3 separate regions of the Homo sapiens genome follow, and regions 1 and 3 are each linked to region 2. The links are chromatin contacts, found by Hi-C or POLR2A ChIA-PET in ENCODE. All regions are on one chromosome and are shown on one strand. The core of a region is the stretch at or near the end of the contact, and the rest is flanking DNA. Distances in the headings are between cores, read along the strand shown. Region 1 holds the start of BECN1 (beclin 1). Region 2 overlaps STAT3 (signal transducer and activator of transcription 3). Region 3 overlaps EZH1 (enhancer of zeste 1 polycomb repressive complex 2 subunit).

Region 1 (3,646 bases), core at 650-3,149, 490 kb after region 2:
AAACCAAGGCTTGGAGAAATGAAGTAACTTGCAAAAAGTTGTTCAGCTAGTAAATGACAGCCAGGATTTAAACCCAAGCAGGCTGACTCCAGGCCCATAAGCTTATTTAAGCTGCCTATTCAGTCTTCTCTTTTACTGTCTGACTTAATCTGAATTCTTCTGACTTTGCGGGATTTTGGGGTTTTTTATTTTTTTTAATTATAGAGACAGGGTCTTACTGTGTTGCCCAGGCTGGTCTCAAACTCCTGCTCAAGTGATCCACCTGCCTCAGCCTCCCATAGTGCTGGGATCACAGGTGTGAACCACCACTCCTGGCCTTTTTAATTAATTTATTTTTTGAGACAGGGTCTTGCACTGTTGCCCAAGCTGCAGTGCAGTGGCATGATCATAGCTTCCTGCAGCTTTGACCTCCTGGGCTCAAGTGATCCTCCTGCCTCAGCCTCCACCACCCACCACACCCAGCAATTTTTTTTTTTTTTTAGAGACAAGATCTCTGCTAGGTTGCTCAGGTTGGTCTTGAACTCCTGGGCTCAAGCGATCCTCCCACCTCAGCCTCCCAAAGCACTGAGATTACAGGCGTGAGCCATCACATCCAGCAAATTCTTCAGACTTTAAGACTCTACTCCATTTACCAGCTGTTGGACCTTAGGTAAGTCACTTAACCTCTCTGTGCCTCGGTTCTTCATCTGAAAAATGATGTAATGACGGTATACCCCGTACGGGTTGTTACAGGGACTAAATGAAGTAATACGTGTAATGCACTTGGTATTACTATATAGTAAGTCCTCAAAAAATACCATTTATTATTATATATACATATTCCTTTTCTCTGAAACAGCAGGAGCAGAAAATAAGGATCTTTCTTTTGCTACTGAAAGCTCTCTTTTTTTGAGACGGAGCCTCGCTCTGTTGCCCAGGCTGGAGTGCAGTGGTGCGATCTCAGCTCACTGCAAACTCCACCTCACCGGTTCAAGCGATTCTCCTGCCTCAACCTCCCGAGTAGCTGGGACTACAGGCACGTGCCATCACGCCCGGCTAATTTTTGTATTTTTAGTAGAGAGGGGTTTCGCCATGTTGGCCAGGCTGGTCTCGAACTCCTGACCTCAGGTGATCTGCCCGCCTCGGTCTCCCAAAATGCTGGGATTACAGGCGTGAGCCACCGCGCCCGGTCGGAAAGCTCTCAGAAGTCCACAATGTCAGAATGCTTTATGTTTCCAAGGAGAAAACAGGGAGCCAGATGAAGTGACTTTCCTAGGTTCACACGATGAGTTTGTGGCAGACTACACAGCCACCATAAGAATTATATCACCAAAGCTGCCCACCTTCCACATTCTTGACCACCCTCTTTCCAAGGGTCTCGCTGACCTGTGAGTTCCTGGATGGTGACACGGTCCAGGATCTTGAAACTCGTGTCCAGTTTCAGGGGCTGGCTGCAGCGCTGGCACACGAAGCTCACCTGCATGGTGCTGTTGTTGGACGTCTTAGACCCTTCCATCCCTGAGGCCGTGGAAAAGAGGCAACATTAGGGAGAAGCGACGCCCTTGACCTCCGGCCCGGGGTTACCACATGCCTTGGTGACGATGGTAAAGGGAGGGAAGTCCCAACCTGCGCCGTTCCCTCTAGGAATGGTATGATACGGGGAGGACCTGCTTCCGGGACAGCCTGAGCAAAGGCAGTTTAGAGCCCAGGGTCAGGGAAGGGACTCCAATAAGAGCCGTGAGGGTTCCCAGACTCCCTTCTAAGGTCCCACCTCAGCCCCCGATGCTCTTCACCTCGGGAGCCCGGAGCCCGTCACCCAAGTCCGGTCTACCGCGGAGGCACTGTGGCCTCGGGTCGGCCCCGGAGCGAGGCCTCCAGAACTACCATCGCTCTGTCTTCAGCGACTTCCCGGTAGCCGCCGGAAAACTTCCGCCCGAGACCGGACGTGACGCTACGACGGCAGCAGGAGCTCCTGGTCCACAGGCTCACAGGCCCGGCAGCGGCCCCCAGAGGCCGGGCTGGGAAAAGCAGCGGGCTTCAGCGGATGAACAAGGTTACCACGGGAAGTGTAGGAGCCAAGGCCGCAGAGAATGGGGAGGCTCCGCTATTCTCTAAATTCAGGGGGCGGCGGGCGCGGTGGCTCACGCCTGTAATCTCAGCACTTGGGGAGGCCGAGGAGGGCGGATCACGTGAGGTCAGGAGTTCGAGACCAGCCTGGCCAACACAGTGAAACCCCGTCTCTACTAAAAATACAAAAACTAGCCGGGCGTGGTGGGGCACGCCTATAATCCCAGCTTAATCCCAGCTACTCGGGAGGCTGAGGCAGGAGAATCGCTTGAACCTGGGAGGTGGAGGTTGCAGTGAGCCGAGATCGGGCCACTGCACTCCAGCCTGGGCGACAGGGCAAGGCTCCATCTCAGAACAACAACAGCAACAACAAAAGGCCGGGCATGGTGGCTCACGCTTGTAATTCCAGCACTTTGGGAGGCCGAGGCGGGCGGATCACAAGGTCAGGAGTTCGAGACCAGCCTGGCCAAAATGGTTAAATCCCGTCTCTACTAAAAAATACAATTAGCTGGGCATGGTGGCGTGCGCCTGTAATCCCAGCTACTCAGGAGGCTGGGGTAGGAAAATCGCTTGACCCCCGGAGGCGGAGGTTGCAGTGAGTCGAGATCATGCCACTGCACTCCAGCCTGGGCGACAGAAGGAAACTCCATCTCAAACCCCCCCCCCCCACACACACACACAAAACCAACAAAAAAAGAAAGTGATATTCAAATAAAAGCTTGAAGAAGGTGAGGAAGGAATTCTTACCTGCATCTTAAGGAAGAGCATTCTAGGCCAAGGGAACAGCAAGAGCACAGAGGGTACCTGTTTGGGGATTAGCAGAGGCTGGTGTGGCTAGAAGATGGGCAACGAAAAGAGATACAGAAAATGGGGTGAGGGAGGTAAGAGTGTTGAGCTACCACCTAGGCTCTTATAGGGATTGTAAAGCTCTGGCTTTCACTTTGAATGAGATGAGATGACTGGGTCTTGAGCAGAGGGACTTACTTCATTTTTAAAAACAACTTTATGGGGTATAATTTACATACCATAAGACTCACACTTTTTAAATGTACAGTTCAATAATTTTTAGTAAATTTACACAGTTGCCCAACTATCACCATAATCCAGTTTTAGAACATTTCCCATCTCCCCTTGCAATCCCCCACTGTGGCCTCCCAAAGTGCTGAGATTACAGGTGTGAGCCAATGTGCCTGGCCAAAAGTTTTTCATTTCAATAAAGTCCAATGTTTATGCTTTTGGTGTAAAAGAAACCACTGCTTAACCCAAAATTGTATGTAGTATTGTCTATTTTATTTTTATTTTGAGACAGTGTCTTACTCTGTTACCCAGGCTGGAGTGAAGCGGAACAAACAAACATGGCTCACTGCAGATTTGACTTCCTGGCTCAAGCAATCCTCTTGCTTCAACCTCCAGTGTAGCAGGGACCACAGGTGATCACTACCATGCCCAGCTAATTTTTAAAATTTTTTGTAGAGATGTGGTCTCACACTGCACTCCAGCCTCGGTGACAGAGCGAGACGCCATCTCAAAAAAAAAAAGAGATGGGGTCTCACTTTGTTGCCCAGGCTTCTGCTTTTTAAATTTAACATTTTTCTATGTT
Region 2 (3,404 bases), core at 823-3,322:
ATAGAGAGGGAGAAAAAGCTCATTAAATCTATCTCCAAGAATAGAGATATTAGGCCAGGTGCAGTGGCTGACACCTGTAATCCCAAAAATTTGAGAGGCCGAGGCAGGTCGATCTACTAAAATACAAAAAAATAGCCAGGCATGGTGGCATGGGCCTGTAATCCCAGCTACTTGGAAGGTTGTGACTAAGAATCGCTTGAACCTGGGAGGAGGAGGTTGCAGTAAGCCAAGATCATGCCACTGCACTCTAACCTGGGTGACAGAGTGAGACTCTGTCTCAAAAAAATTAAAAAAAGAGAGAAGTTAGCATCATTCCATCATTCTTTGATGGTTTATCACTAGTGTAACAAAGACCAAAAGACCAGAAAGACAGAAAGTGAAAGGAGAGGGAGGGGGACCGCTGCAGGGATTTCTGAACTCCTGAGCTCTTTTCTGGCACTTCTATCCTCCCATTCCCAGAACTTAAGCTTCTTCGTTCCCTGGTCAGGAAGCATTTAAAACTGCTTTCAGTAAATTAACAACACTCAGGGTTAGTGAGGATATGAATAGACAGGCATTCTCATGTAGAGTTGCGCTAAATTTCCAGTGCAGGCTCTGTATCTCAAGTTTCTCCTAAGGCAAGCTGGTGCAACATGCTCACTATAGGGCCTTGCACAGGAAGGGTTGCAGTAAGATATGCTGGATGAAGGTAAAAGTGCAAATTACAGAAAAGCATATAAAGGAAGATCCTGGGCTGGGCACGGCAGCTCACATCTATAATTCCAGAGCTTTTGAGAGGCCGAAGTGGGATGATCCCTTGAGCCCAGGAATTTGAGACCAGCCCAGGCAACAAAGTAAGACCCTGTCTCTATAAAAAATTTAAAAATTAGCCAGGTGTGGTGGTGCATGCCTGTAGTCCCAGCTACTGAGAAGGCTAAGGTGGGAAGACTGCCTGAGCCCAGGAGGTCAAGGCTCCAGTGAGCCATGACTGCATAACTGTACTCTAGACTGGGTAACACAGTGAGACCCTGACTCCAAAAAAAGAAAAAAAAATGATCCTAATATAAACTGTATAAATTTCTATCTTTATGTGTATATACATAATGTGTATATACATAATGACAGATGTCTAGATTGAGCATCAACTAAATTTTAACTACTAGTACTGCTGATGATTTCATTTAAAAATTTTTTCTTCTCTTGATTAATTTTCTGTATTTGAATTTTTTCCCTTAAAAAGGGCATGTGTCATTTTAGATTACTAAAATAACTAAAATTAAAAGGTTTGTCTATCTGTTAAATACAGTTAAACCAAAAGCCTTAATTGAATTATTAAGTAAAATATACTTAAAATATAATAATATAAATACATTTTTTAAAACAAAGTTTCTCCAAATAAAGTAAAAACTTTATTTTATTTTTATTTTTTTGAGATGGAGTCTCACTCTGTCTCCCAGGCTGGTTGGTGTGCGGTAGTAAGATCTCCGCTCACTGCAACTTCCATATCCCAGGTTCAAGTGATTCTCCTGCCTCAGCCGCCCAGAGTAGCTGGGACTACAGGTGCGCACCACCACGCCCGGCTAATTTTTTTATGTTTTTAGTAGAGATGTGTTTTCACCATGTTGGCCAGGCTGGTCTCAAACTCCTGACCTCAAGTGATCCGCCCATCTTGGTCTCCCAAAGTGCTGGGATTACAGGTGTGAGCCACAGCGCCTGGCCGAAATAAAGTAAAAACTTTAATTCTTGGGCTAAATTTGAATATGGAAAAGTCCCCACGTTGGAGATATAGTACCAATTCTGTGGGCCTGCAGTTAAGATCAGAATTCAATCTAGCTTTCGAGAAAGAAAGGAAAAGCTTCTTTCATCCTTTACCAGTTTTCTAGCCGATCTAGGCAGATGTTGGGCGGGCCTCCAATGCAGGCAATCTGTTGCCGCCTCTTCCAGTCAGCCAGCTCCTCGTCCGTGAGAGTTTTCTGCACGTACTCCATCGCTGACAAAAGCCCCGCCAGCTCACTCACGATGCTCTGGTTGGAAACCAAAACAAAGTCAGAAAACATTTCCTCAGACTGTCTCTAACCACATTCTTTAGTCAACTCCAGAGCAGGAACTTCTTAGAAACCAAGCAAGTTCTGCCACAAGACGCTGAAATCCCGCAAGTGAGCGAGACACATGGGGGAAGTGGTCCGACCTATGCCCTTACTCTCCGCATCTGGTCCAGCGCAGTGAGCATCTGTTCCAGCTGCTGCATCTTCTGCCTGGTCACTGACTGGTTGTTTCCATTCAGATCTTGCATGTCTGCGAAGGAAGAAAAAACTCCTTGACCTGAGGGAATACTCCTTGACCTGAGGGAATACTCCTTGACCTGAGGGAATACTCCTGGACCTGAGGGAATACTCCTGGACCTGAGGGAATACTCCTGGACCTGAGGGAATACTCCTTGACCTGAGGGAATACTCCTGGACCTGAGGGAATACTCCTGGACCTGAGGGAATACTCCTGGACCTGAGGGAATACTCCTGGACCTGAGGGAATACTCCTGGACCTGAGGGAATACTCCTGGACCTGAGGGAATACTCCTGGACCTGAGGGAATACTCCTGGACCTGAGGGAATACTCCTTGACCTGAGGGAATACTCCTGGACCTGAGGGAATACTCCTGGACCTGAGGGAATACTCCTGGACCTGAGGGAATACTCCTTGACCTGAGGGAATACTCCTGGACCTGAGGGAATACTCCTGGACCTGAGGGAATACTCCTGGACCTGAGGGAATACTCCTGGACCTGAGGGAATACTCCTGGACCTGAGGGAATACTCCTTGACCTGAGGGAATACTCCTGGACCTGAGGGAATACTCCTGGACCTGAGGGAATACTCCTGGACCTGAGGGAATACTCCTGGACCTGAGGGAATACTCCTGGACCTGAGGGAATACTCCTTGACCTGAGGGAATACTCCTTGACCTGAGGGAATACTCCTGGACCTGAGGGAATACTCCTGGACCTGAGGGAATACTCCTGTCCTTAATGACCAGGCTCCTTTGAGGACCCGTACCTCCCTTGCGCCCCGCCCGCCTTAAGATCTAAACAGAGTTAAGACAAATGAGTCTTTCAACTCAACAACACAAACTCACTTTCTAGAGATTTTAACATCTCTAATATTCACTTGCCTCCTTGACTCTTGAGGGTTTTATAGTTGAAATCAAAGTCATCCTGGAGATTCTCTACCACTTTCATTTTCTGTTCTAGATCCTGTTTAAAATAAGCAAACAAAAAAACAGAAGTAAAGAAAGATTTCCTTGGGAACAGAAAATATAAAGTTTCTGAGGAGAATTCAAATGAAGCCAAAACCTCAAAAAAGATACATGCAGGACCTGCAGGCAGTATCCCCAAGAGAAGGCTCCCTGTTGGCCAGGTGCAGTGGCTC
Region 3 (3,303 bases), core at 804-3,303, 370 kb after region 2:
GGCCACATCCCAAGGACCATTACTGGCACCTCACCTGTAATCAAAGAAGAGCTCTTCGCCAGCTTGAATTGCCCTCTTGGCAAAGATCCCAATCCGATGGTCTCCATTCACCATGACCACTGCAAGCAGGATAAACCCGAGGCTAGGTTCCTACCCAACTCCAAGTCAATAACCAGTAGGCTTCTGGGTTGATTTTCTCCAAATTCCCAGTGAAAACATGAATCAAATGGAATTAGAAAGTAGTCAATATGGTAGTTGCCTCTATGCTTTTAGATCTGTTATTATGGCAGAAAAATTATCTTTATTATTATTATAAGTGGGGTTTTTTGTTTTGTTTTGTTTTGTTTTTTGAGACAGAGTCTTGCTCTGTTGCCCAGGCTGGAGTGCAGTGGCATGATCTTGGCTCATTGCAACCTCTGCCTCCAGGGTTCAAGCGATTCTTGTGCCTCAGCCACCTGAGTAGCTGGGACTACAGGTGCACACCACCACGCCCCCCAGCTGATTTTTGTATTTTTAGTAGAGATGGGGTTTCACCATGTTTGCTAGGCTGGTCTTGAACTCCTGGCCTCAAGTGATCCACCTGCCTCAGCCTCCCAAAGTGCTGGGATTACAGGCGTAAGCCACCACACCCAGCCTATTATTATTTTGTGAGATGGGTCTCACTATGTTGCTCAGGCTGGTTAAATCATGTTTGTGGGAAAGTGTTTATAATGTATTCGCTGAAAAAAGCAGATTAGAAAACTAAGATTGAGAGGGGCCTAAAATGATACCAGATATTAATCATGATTATCTTTGGACAAAAAATAGCTCAGCTAAGGAAAATGTTCAACAACGAATGGAAATCACAGTAAAGAGGCATCCATCCCCCACCCCACCTCCCAGGTTACTGGGACTCACCTTTGGCATAACAGTTGGGATTCACTGAATGATTTGCAAATCGAATTTTGTTTCCTTTCCGAGTAGCATCCACTACAAAATCTGTATAAAGTAAATCAAGGAAAACCATAAGCACAGCAGGCAATTCCACAGCTTCTCAGCTTGAATTTAAAATCAGTTAAATGGTAACAGAAACACTTTAGTCTGATGGGAATGTTGAAGCCCAGTGTGCTAACAGGAGCAGAGGAAAGCATGCAGCCTCAGAATTCAGCCTTGTGTGGGAGCACTCCCTTTGGGTCCCTCTTTGAATTATGGATCTTCTCATCTACTGGGCAGGGAGATTTCTCAGGTAAAGACGCTCAGCACTCCTATTACAAACAGAACCCAGAAATGGAGGTTCTTCCAAAGCAAGGGCACTGTGGCCTGTGGGATCCCCAAGTGTGATCCTGCCCCCTTGCTCTATGCATCTGCTGGAAGATTCGGAGCTGATCTAAACTTGGACTACAGCAAGGGCAATCTGGTAGAAAGATCACCTTGGGGCCAAGTGCGGTGGCTTACTCCTGTAATCCTAGCACTTTGGGAGGCCGAGGCGGGTGGATCACTTGAGGCCAGGAGTTCGATACCAGCCTGGCCAACATGGTGAAACCCAGTCTCTACTAAAAATACAAAAATATTAGCCGGGCATGGTGGCAGGTGCTTGTAGTCCCAGCTACTCGGGAGGCTGAGGCAGGAGAATCACTTGAACCCGGGAGGCAGAGGGTAGAGGCTACAGTGAGCCAAGATCGCACCATTGCACCCTAGCCTGGGCAACAGAGCAAGACTCCGTCTCAAAAAAAGAAAAAAAAAAAAGACCACCTTGGGATGAGACAAAGTGACTTCATACCATTATTGAGGTTGAAGAGGAAGCTGGACATGTATTTGTCATAGACCTTTCCGCGTCGATCAGCCTCATCCTGAGAGATGAGCTAGAGAGATAGACAAATAACAAATAGGAGTATCAGGCTGCCTGCTCAGGGCATGGTACCCTGCCCCCAGAAAGGGCTGGGTGGTATCTCACATGGGTGCTTACTGAGCATCATGATGAGAATCACAAGAGAGCAAGTTCAAGTTATGCTGTTCCAATTCCCACCCAGGCCAACCAGTTTTAAGGCTGAAAAGAGCCCCCCTCATCTCTTGTGTCTGGAGTTGCCAAAGAGTTGAACAGTGGTTTCAGTACTGCAAACGGTTCTGTGGGATCTCCCCAAGAGGCCACGTGAGAACACAGCTGAGTTATTTAGAGATTAATTCAAAGAAGCCTGGCCCACAGAAAATCAGAGTTTCTCATCAGTCTCCCCCGAGTAAGAATGTGGGCCAAAACTATAGCACTCACCTCACCACAGTATTCAGAAATGAATTCGTTCTTCTGCACAGACTCCTTTATGAAGGTGCCCCATCCGGCCACATCAGAGGGGGCCAGCAGCAGGTGCTGGGGAAGAGGGGGCCAAGTCTCAGACTACAGGGTGTGCATGAGTAGGGGGTGTGTGCTGGATGTGCACATGTGTGGTGGGGGTGGGGTGGAAAGAACCAGCAACTGTTAAGAGGATCTGAAAGCAGAAAAAGGTCTAACCCATTCTTTTCTGCTTGGGAGAGAAAAGAAAATGGGAGGTGGTGACGAACGGAAATAGGATATCTCTTCCTTTATCCATGGAGCCCTCCTGGGCCTTAGTCTATAGGAATTCACTGCAATGTGTGAGGTAAACATAGACATCACCAAAGGTGCATACACCTCGCAGCTCCTTTTTGTCTGGCCAGTTCAAGGAACCACTTTTCTTTCTCTTTTTGGAGATGGAATCTCACTCTGTCCCAGGCTGGAGTGCAGTGGTGCGATCTCGGCTTGCTGCAACCTCCACCTCCCAGGTTCAAGCGATTCTCCTACCTCAGCCTTCTGAGTAGCTGGGATTACAGGCATGCACCACCATGCCTGGCTAATTTTTATATTTTTAGTAGAGACAGGGTTTCACCATGTTGCCCAGGCTGGTCTCGAACTCTTGACCTCATGATCCGCTGGCCTCGGCCTCCCAAACTGCTGGGATTACAGGCATGAGCCACCACACCTGGCCAGGAACCATTTTTCTAAGCCCTACTGGGACTGAAGCCTTTATTAATTCAGTAAATATGTGTCTTTTAGGATTTATCAAGCACTTTCACATATAAAGCCTCAAAAGAACCAGTGGAAAGAGAATGCTTGGGACCGTTCCTTCCTTCCCCCTCCATTTTATGTGGTGTGGGGTCCTGAGGAAAGGCCTCACCTTCTTAAGTCCACGCTGGATGCTGCAGTTTTTACAGGAAACCACCTTGCAGTCCCAGTGCTCTGAGGCCCCACAGGTGAGACACAGGTCAGGGTCACATTCTCGCACTGCCAGATAGCAAGGACATTGCTTGGTATTG

What was found. Hi-C counts contacts between places; a loop is a spot of excess contacts on that map. ChIA-PET counts read pairs that join two places held with the same protein, here RNA polymerase II (POLR2A). Pooled maps may share reads with other maps.
Region 1: a loop to region 2 is called in a pooled map, with 3 times the contacts of the local background. The contact joins the promoter of BECN1 here to the enhancer-like site in region 2. A Hi-C loop is called at or near these places in 1 of 50 pooled maps. POLR2A ChIA-PET finds 5 or more read pairs at or near these places in 2 of 52 experiments (T-cell and activated CD8-positive, alpha-beta T cell).
Region 3: a map with no recorded cell type shows a loop between it and region 2 (15-fold over the local background). The contact joins two enhancer-like sites. A Hi-C loop is called at or near these places in 1 of 37 single-sample maps with no recorded cell type and 2 of 50 pooled maps. POLR2A ChIA-PET finds 5 or more read pairs at or near these places in 1 of 52 experiments (activated CD4-positive, alpha-beta T cell).

What each region holds. Positions count from the first base shown.
Region 1 is chr17:42,822,383-42,826,028 of GRCh38, forward strand. BECN1 (beclin 1) reads right to left here and starts at 1,900. Exons shown (of 12, transcript NM_001313998.2): 1 at 1,773-1,900; 2 at 1,366-1,497. The coding sequence starts at 1,495. It overlaps MIR6781 (microRNA 6781), which reads right to left and starts at 1,561; the gene lies at 1,498-1,561. RefSeq lists enhancers at 1,127-1,693, 1,694-2,262, 2,129-2,258, 2,263-2,829.
Region 2 is chr17:42,335,584-42,338,987 of GRCh38, forward strand. It overlaps STAT3 (signal transducer and activator of transcription 3), which reads right to left. Exons shown (of 24, transcript NM_139276.3): 6 at 3,148-3,229; 7 at 2,180-2,274; 8 at 1,852-2,003. Among named protein-coding and RNA genes, the nearest start is that of STAT5A, 49 kb to the left of the region's middle. RefSeq lists an enhancer at 1,781-2,090 and a silencer at 2,221-2,270. Within about 2 kb of position 2,073, at least 6 of the 41 ENCODE cell types and tissues checked have a DNase peak (open chromatin) inside an H3K27ac peak, as active enhancers do.
Region 3 is chr17:42,702,843-42,706,145 of GRCh38, forward strand. EZH1 (enhancer of zeste 1 polycomb repressive complex 2 subunit) reads right to left here. Exons shown (of 21, transcript NM_001991.5): 16 at 3,165-3,303; 17 at 2,246-2,341; 18 at 1,760-1,841; 19 at 898-978; 20 at 35-119. Among named protein-coding and RNA genes, the nearest start is that of MIR6780A, 3.7 kb to the right of the region's middle. RefSeq lists an enhancer at 2,008-2,648. Within about 2 kb of position 2,054, at least 2 of the 41 ENCODE cell types and tissues checked have a DNase peak (open chromatin) inside an H3K27ac peak, as active enhancers do.